Regions from separate parts of the Homo sapiens genome. Here region 2 is linked to region 1. Evidence: read pairs that join two places in POLR2A ChIA-PET (ENCODE). Cell type or tissue: K562. All regions are shown on one strand.

Region 1 (4,000 bases):
CCAAGAATCTATCTCATACCTCTCTGTGCCCTATCCTAAGTATTCCCAAATCAATCTCCTCTTCTCTACCTCAATTATCACAGGCCTAGCTCAGGCCCTGACAGTGTCCATCTAAACGACTGGAAGAACCTCCACTTCACTGAGCTGTCACAATGACCTCTCTGTTGTGCTTCAAAGCTTTTAGTGGCTCCCTATCTCTTCCATGACAAGGGACTCCCTCAGTAACAGGGAGCACAAGCTTTCCATGATCCGACTCTGGCATACCTGACCAGCCTCACTTTGTGCTGCTCCCTGCCTTGTCTATAAAGATCCAGCCATGGTGAAATGCCTCCAAATCCCCATTCACACCAAGACTTTCTCACTTATGCTGTACCACCCTGCCTGGAAAACCCTTTGGTCCATTCCTGGACCAAACGGACTCAGACTCCTAAGTCAAGTCTAAATTGCACTCAACCTGGTATCCTTGACACCTGAGTGTACAGTGCATGGGCAACCTTCCCCCTCAGTCTAAATTCATAAAATGTGCTTCTTTCCATGCCAAGTTTATTTAAAACACTGCAAACATACTCAAGGTCAAGTTGAGAAACTTTTCAATGGGCATCTGTGAGCTGATTTCTGGGGAATAAACAAAGTGTGCTTACGGACTTAGTGATCCGCTGATGAAGGTACTGATTCTGTTCAGCAGGACAAACAGCAGAACGTGGGAAGTTCTACATTAAAGATATAAACATATACCCCATGAGGGCAAGAGTGGGGAGACTGAATGCAGCTGGAGACAGGTAGTGGACCCGGTGACTGCACAGATCTTAAGGGACAGGCAGGGTGTGACTGATTGTGATGGGGTGGGACAGCCCAGACATAGGGCTGCTTTAAGGACCAAACAGTCCCACAGGGGACGTGGCGGTGCTGCTGATCTGAGCCAGGTGTCAGGGGCCCACCCACCCCAACAGGCAGTCCCACTCACCGCCTGAATGATTCCGGAGGATAGAGACACACCGCCACTGCTCCACATTGGCAAGCTTACCACTGGAGCCGAACACGGTGCTGGGGCCGATGTACCTGTGTGAGAAAGGGGCCAAAAAGGCACTCATGGAGTGCTCTGGGCACTGCATAGAAATGCTCCCTGCAGCCAGCTTATCAGGGCACACAGAACAAAGCAAAAACAAACAAGAACTGGAAAGCACTGGGTTGTTGAATAAAAGGGGCTGGTTAGGTGAATTATGATCCATGCACTTGATGAAATACTACACAGCCATTACAAATCTTGCATGGGAAAACGTTCACAATAAGTGAAAGAAGCAGGCCACAGGACATCACATACAATATGATATCACTTATGTAAAGGAAAAAAAACCACATGACATGGATAGCATCTATGCATGGAAAATGGATTAGAAGGACACACATCCCAAAATGTCAAAATATTAACTGTAGCTTTCTTTAGGTGGTGTGATGAGGGATATTTTTTCTTTTGTATTTTTAGTTTTCTAAATTGTATACTAAATGTTACTTATGTTGGCTATTTAAAGAAGCAAAATCAACAGTATTTTATTTTTAAGCATCTCACAATGAATCAAATGGCTTTGACATCTGAGGCAGAGAAACCACGCGATCTATAGGTACTAGCCCCCACCACAGGAGCCAGAGGAGCATCAATCACCTGGGGCCTGGTGGAGGCAGTGCTGACACACCGATGATCAGAGCCTCTGATAACACCTTTTGCTCTTGTAGAGCTCATCACAAATCCACAGAAAGAGTGTGCTGAGATAGCCAAGTAGGCTGAAGAGACAGCCTCTGCCTCTGCTCTTGAAGCCACAGCCACAGGGCCACTCTTGGTGAGCAATGGTGCAGGGTCTGGTGCCCCAGACTGACTGGCCCAGAGACCTGGGAGCAATAGTTTTCCAGGTGATGGTTAGCTCCTTTTGAGAGTAGAGCAGAGGCTGCCCCAGGTGGGGACCAACAGAGAATAAAGTAATGGCAAAGAGGCTGGACTCTGGATCCCCTGCCCCAGATCCTGGGCAAGAACCAGAGCACCCTGACTTTTAACCATTTTGTATATTGGGCTTCCATGTGAAATTTCACTTGAAAAAACAAAAGCAACGAAGCCCCACCCACATCGGCACTAGAAGAGATCAGACTTTCCTTTTCAGGTGAGAGCCTGCAGTCCTGTGAGGGGGCAGCTGACCAGGTCTCCTGAATTCCTGGTCAGGCTCCACCTGCTCCTGACCTACATGCACTTTCCACTACTTATGAGGTCAGGGCTATGGGAACTTCAGTGACAGGGTAGGGAAAGGTGACTTTGATAAAGACCAGCAAAGCAGCTTCTAAAAATAAAATGTGAAGAAAGGAAAATGATGCTTACGTAGCCCGCTTCCACACCATAATCAGTTTGTCATCTCCCCCAGAAGCTAAATACATCCCACTGTTTGACCACCGCACACAGTTCACACATGCTGGGAAGAAAAAAAAATAAGGTGATGAAAATCCAGTAGTCATGCCCATTTGCTTTATGTAGAGTTTGGCAAGATGTAAAGGGTTTATAAAATCTAATCTATCTAATCTATTTAAGGCATCTACTGTGTGAGAGCCCCAGAAAAACAATTCAGTTTAAGCACTAACCTACTTGTGCTATAAAAACAAATTACCAGAACAGTCTGGAGGGGGAAAAATATACATTATCTGAGAATCGTTAGTGCTGAATGACATAGTCAATAGAAGGCTTCTTTCTAAGAAAATCAAAAAATGATAACCAAATCTCATTATTTCAAAAGGGTCATCTATTAATGAGACACATTTCTGAGTAGAGATTATTCTCAAAAAAAGAGTACGTGCTAAAAAGGGTCAGATGCTTTTTCTAGATTTTTCAGATGAACAGTCTGTTACAGTATAAAACTCTGACTTCATCTCATCTGTCAGAGCCAGCCCTGTCACATTCGGATTTTCCAAACTCGCCAGCACTGCAGATTGACTGACTCTGCGCTTATAAGCTAAGATCAGCAGAAATTCCCCCAGGCCCCTGATGGGCCAGAGCCTCCAAGAGCACTCACAACTTGGCCTTTGGAAGACCTGAAAGATGGCTATCAAAGTTGTAGCCCCCACATGGCCCGTGAGTAACATGCTCCAGGTCTGAAGACACTGAGAGGCATGTTGAGAGGACAAGAACACACAGAGGAAAGGAAGGAGCTGATGTCCAAAGGCCAGTGACTGTTCATTAAGCATCTCAGGGGTGGGAAACTAAGGCACTACAGCAGGAAAGGAAACCATCACACTGTCTGATGGCCAAAAGGGTCCTGGCAGAGAGCCTCAGAGTGACACAGTAACAACCTGAGATGTTTTGGCAAATTGTCTCTTGCGCACCCTTCCCCAGAACCCTACTGTGTCCAGGTCGCTGGCCCCAAAGCCCCATGGAATCAGGCAGTAACGACTCATGAGCAGGAAATCACCAGAGGTACCTGCAGACTGTCCAAAGATGGTTCTGTGGGCGGGCCGAGTCTTCTGCTGAATAACTCACCCAGGTGTGCAGCCAACATCTGTGCCTTCAGACAGCAGGCCGAGGGGAGTTACCGCCGCACGGGGCCTTATCTTTCTAATTACAAACACATGTGCTAACCTTGGGCACTCTGCCAACACGCAAAGCCTGCAAAGGGCCACTCTGTAATACCTAAGTGATTGTCCATCTGGCAAAGCATCTTGGGAATATTTTCATCCTTCTCGTCATCCTCCTGGAGGACTGGAGACATATTCCAGATCACAACCTTCCCAGAATCCTGCCCTGGAACAAAGGAGCAGAAATGGCTGAATGTGCAAGGAGTAGAAATTTGATATTAATATTTAATGTCAAATTAAATTAGGAGAAGTCCTCACTTAGCTTCCATAAACAATAATTAACTAGATCTAAGGAGACTGAATTTAAATTACTAATTTAAGTTACAGAAAAGATGATAAGTACTCATGGGGACGAAACGGAGCGGACTTAGCAGTCAGCAGAAGTCAACCTGAC
Region 2 (4,000 bases), 150 kb before region 1:
TTCTGCACACTGACAATGCCCATCTTGCTGCTGCTGACTTTAGAGTCAAGTATGAGACAGAGCTGGCCATGCACCAGTTTGTGAGGAGCGACATCCATGGGCTCTGCAAGGTCACTGATGACACCAGTGTCACTGGGCTGTAGATGAAGACAAAGATTGAGACTCTCAAGGAGAAGCTGTTCTTCATGAAGAACCATGAAGAGGGAGTAAAAGGCCTACAAGCCCGTATTACTAGCTTTGGGTTGACTGTGGAGGCAGATGTCCAAATATCAGGACCTTGGCAAGATCATGGCAGATATCTGGGCCCAATATGACAAGCTGACTCAGAAGAACCTAGAGAAGCTGGACAGGTACTGATCCCAGCAGATTGAGGAGAGCACCACAGTGGTCATCACGCAGTCCACCGAGATCAGAGCTGCTGAGATAACACTCACAGAGCTGAGATGTCCAGTCCAGTCCTTGGAGATTGGCCTGGACTTGATGAGAAATCTGAAGATCAGCTTGGAGAACAGCCTAAGGGAGGTGGAGGCCTGCTATACCACGCAGATGGAGCAGCTCAACAGGGTCCTACTGTACCTGGAGTCGGAGCTGGCACAGACCTGGGCAGAGGGACAGCGCCAGGCCCAGGAGTACGAGGCCTGGAACATCCAGGTCAATCTGGAGGCTGAGATCACCACCTACCACCGCCTGCTGGAAGATGGGGAGGACTTCAATCTTGGTGAGGCCCTAGACAGCAGCAACTCCATGCAAACCATCCAAAAGACCACCACCTGCAGGATAGTGGACGGCAAAGTGGTGTTTGAGACCAACGACACCAAAGTTCTGAGGAATTGAGCCAGCAGAAGCAGGGTACCCTTTGGGGAGCAGGAGGCCAGTAAAAAGTTCACAGGTTAAAAAAAACCCCAACAATTAAAATCATAAAATGTTTAGAGAAAACATAGGGGAAAAGCTTGATGACATTGGATCTTGCAATGATTTTTTTGGATATGACAATAAAAGAAAAAAAATGAATTGGACAGCATCAGAGGTCACAAAAGAGAGAAAAGGCAACCCACAGAATAAGAGAAAATATAGGCATACCTCACTTTATTACACTTTGTTTTATTGTGTCTTGCAGATATTGCACTTGTTTTGTTGTTTTGTTTTGTTTGAGACAGCGTTTCGCTCTTGTTGCCCAGGCTGGAGTGCAATGGCATGATCTTGGCTCACTGCCACCTCTGCCTCTCAGGTTCAAGAGATTCTCCTGCCTCAGCCTCTGTAGTAGTTGGGATTACAGGCGCCCACCACCATGCCCGACTAATTTTTGTATTTTTAGTAGAGACGGGGTTTTACCATGTTGGCCAGGCTGGTCTCGAACTCCTGACCTCAGGTGATCTGCCCGCCTCGGCCTCCCAAAGTGCTGGGATTACAGGCGTTTTTTTTGTTTTGTGAACAACAACAACAAAAAAAATCAAAGGTTTGCGGCAATCTTCCATCAAGCAAGTCTATTGGTATCATTTTTCCAACAGCATGTGCTCACTTCCTGTCTCTGGGTCACACTTTGGTAATTCTCATGATATTTCAAACTTTTTCATTATTATATTTGTTATACTGCTCTGTGATCAGTGATCTTTCATGTTATTACAGTAATTGTTTTGTGTCACCATGAACCACACACATATAAGATAGTGGACTTAATAAATGTGTGTGTTCTAACTGCTCCACTGACTGGCCATGCCCTAGTCCCTCTTCCTCTCTTCAGGCCTCCTTATTCCCTGAGACACAACAATATTGAAATTAGGCCATTTAACAACCTTCCTTGCTAAAGGAAAGTGAAAGTGAAAGGAAGAGTCCTACGTCTCTCACTTTAAGTCAAAAGTTAGGAATGATTAGGCTTTGTGAGGAAGGCATGTCAAAAGCCAAGGCAGACTGAAGGTTAGGTCTCTTGCACCAGTTAGCCAACTTGTGAACACAAAGGAAAAGTTATTTAAGGAAATTAAAAGTGCTATTTCAGTGAACACATTAATGATAAGAAAACAAACAGCCTTACTGCTGATATGGACAAAGTTGTAGTGGCCTGGATAGAAGATCTAAGCAGCCAGAACAATCCCTTAAGCCAAAGCCTAATCCACAGCAAGGCCCTAACTCTCTGCAATTCCATGAAGGCTGAGAGAGGTGAAGAAGTTGCAGAAGTCTGAAGCTAGCAGAGGTTGATTCATGAGGTTTAATGAAAGAAGCCATCTCCATAGCATAAAACGGCAAGGTGAAGCAGCAAGTTCTGATGCAGAAGCTGTGTCAAGTTCTCCAGACGACCTAGCTAAGATCATTGATGAACAAATTTTCAATGGAGAAGAAACAACCTCCTACTGGAAAAAGATGCCATTTAGGACTCAAGCAAGAGAGAAGTCAATGCCTGGCTTCAAAGCTTCAGAAGACAGGTTAACTCTCTTGTTAGGGGATAATGCAGCTGGTAACTTTAAATGGAAGGAATGCTCACCGACCACTCCAAAAATCCTAAGGCCCTTAAGAATTATGCTAAATTGACTGGGCGCAGTGGCTCACACCTGTAATCCCAGCACTTTGGAAGGCTGAGGCAGGCAGATCACTTGAGGTCAGGAGTTCGAGATCAGCCTGACCAACGTGGAAAGAAACCCCGTCTCTACTAAAAATACAAAAAATTAGCCGGGCATGGTGGTGCATGCCTGTAATTCCAGCTACTTGGGAGGCTGAGGCAGGAGAATCCCTTGAACTCGGGAGGTGGAGGTTGCGGTGAGCCAATATCGTGCCACTGCACTCCAGCCTGGGCAACAAGAGTGAAACTCTGTCTCAAAAAAAAAAAAAAAAAAAAAAAAAGAATTATGCTAAATCTCCTCTGCCTGTGTTCTATGAATGGAAAAACAAGAGTCGTGATGATAGTACATCTGTTTACAGCATGATTTACTGAATATTTAAAACTCACTGTTCAGATCTACTGATCAGAAAAAAAAAAAAAGGTTCCTTTCAAAAGATTACTGCTCTTTGACAATGCACCTGGTCACCTAAGAGCTCTGACGGAGATATACAAGGAGATGAAAGCTGTTTTCATGCCTGCTAACACATCAATTCTGCAATCCGTGGATCAAAGAGTAATTTCACCTTTCAAGTCTTATTATTTAAGAAATGCATTTTTTTTTTTTTTGAGACGGAGTCTTTGCTCTGTTGCCCAGGCTGGAGTGCAGTGGCGTAATCTTGGCTCACTGCAAGCTCCGCCTCCCGGGTTCACGCCATTCTCCTGCCTCAGCCTCCCCAGTAGCTGGGACTACAGGCGCCCAACCATGCCCAGCTAATGTCTTGTATTTTTAATAGAGAAGGGGTTTCACCGTGTTAGCCAGGATGGTCTCGACCTCCTGACCTTGTGATCCACCCGCCTCAGCCTCCCACAGTGCTGGGATTACAGGCGGAAGCCACCGTGCCCAGCCTAAGAAATACATTTTTAAAGGCTACAGCTGCCATAAATATGTCTCCTTTGATGGATCTAGGCGAAGTAAATTGATAACCTCCTGGAAAGGATTCACCATTCTAGATGCAACTAAGAACATTCGTGATTCACGAGAGGAGATCAAAATATCAATATTAACAGGAATTTGGAAGAAGTGTATTCCAACCCTCATGAATGACTTTGTGAGGTTCAGGACTTCAGTGGAGGAAGTCATTGCAGATGTGGTAGAAACAGCAAGAGAATTAGAAGTGGAGCCTGAAGATGGGACTGAATTGTTGCAATCTCAGGATCAAACTTGAACAGATGAGGGCTGCTTCTTAGGGATGACCAAAGAAAGGGGTTTCTTCCAATGGAATCTACTCCCAGTGAAGATGCTGTGAACACTGTTGAAATTACTACAAGAATTTAGAACAGTACATAAACTTACCTGATAAAGCAGCACCAGAGTCTGAAAGGACTGACTCCAATTCTGGAAGAAGTCTACTGTGGGTAAAATGTTAGCAAACAGCATTGCACGCTACAGAGCAATCTTTCATTAAAGGA

Evidence for each region. ChIA-PET counts read pairs that join two places held together with the same protein. Peaks named below come from ENCODE experiments on the same cell type or tissue, not always from the same donor. Only the 100,000 strongest peaks of a DNase experiment are listed, where the experiment ranks them.
Region 2: POLR2A ChIA-PET joins it to region 1 with 5 read pairs; 3 of 35 experiments call an interaction of 5 or more read pairs at or near these places.

Annotation. Positions count from the first base shown.
Region 1 is chr22:19,404,822-19,408,821 of GRCh38, forward strand. HIRA (histone cell cycle regulator) reads right to left here. Exons shown (of 25, transcript NM_003325.4): 3 at 3,662-3,772; 4 at 2,363-2,453; 5 at 965-1,059. Among named protein-coding and RNA genes, the nearest start is that of HIRA, 25 kb to the right of the region's middle. In K562, a CTCF peak has its summit at 1,664; DNase peaks (open chromatin) are centred at 1,693 and 3,570.
Region 2 is chr22:19,257,973-19,261,972 of GRCh38, forward strand. All of the region lies in intron 2 of CLTCL1 (clathrin heavy chain like 1), which reads right to left. It also overlaps the pseudogene KRT18P62. Among named protein-coding and RNA genes, the nearest start is that of CLTCL1, 32 kb to the right of the region's middle. In K562, no CTCF peak of the experiment used is centred here; DNase peaks (open chromatin) are centred at 319 and 1,779.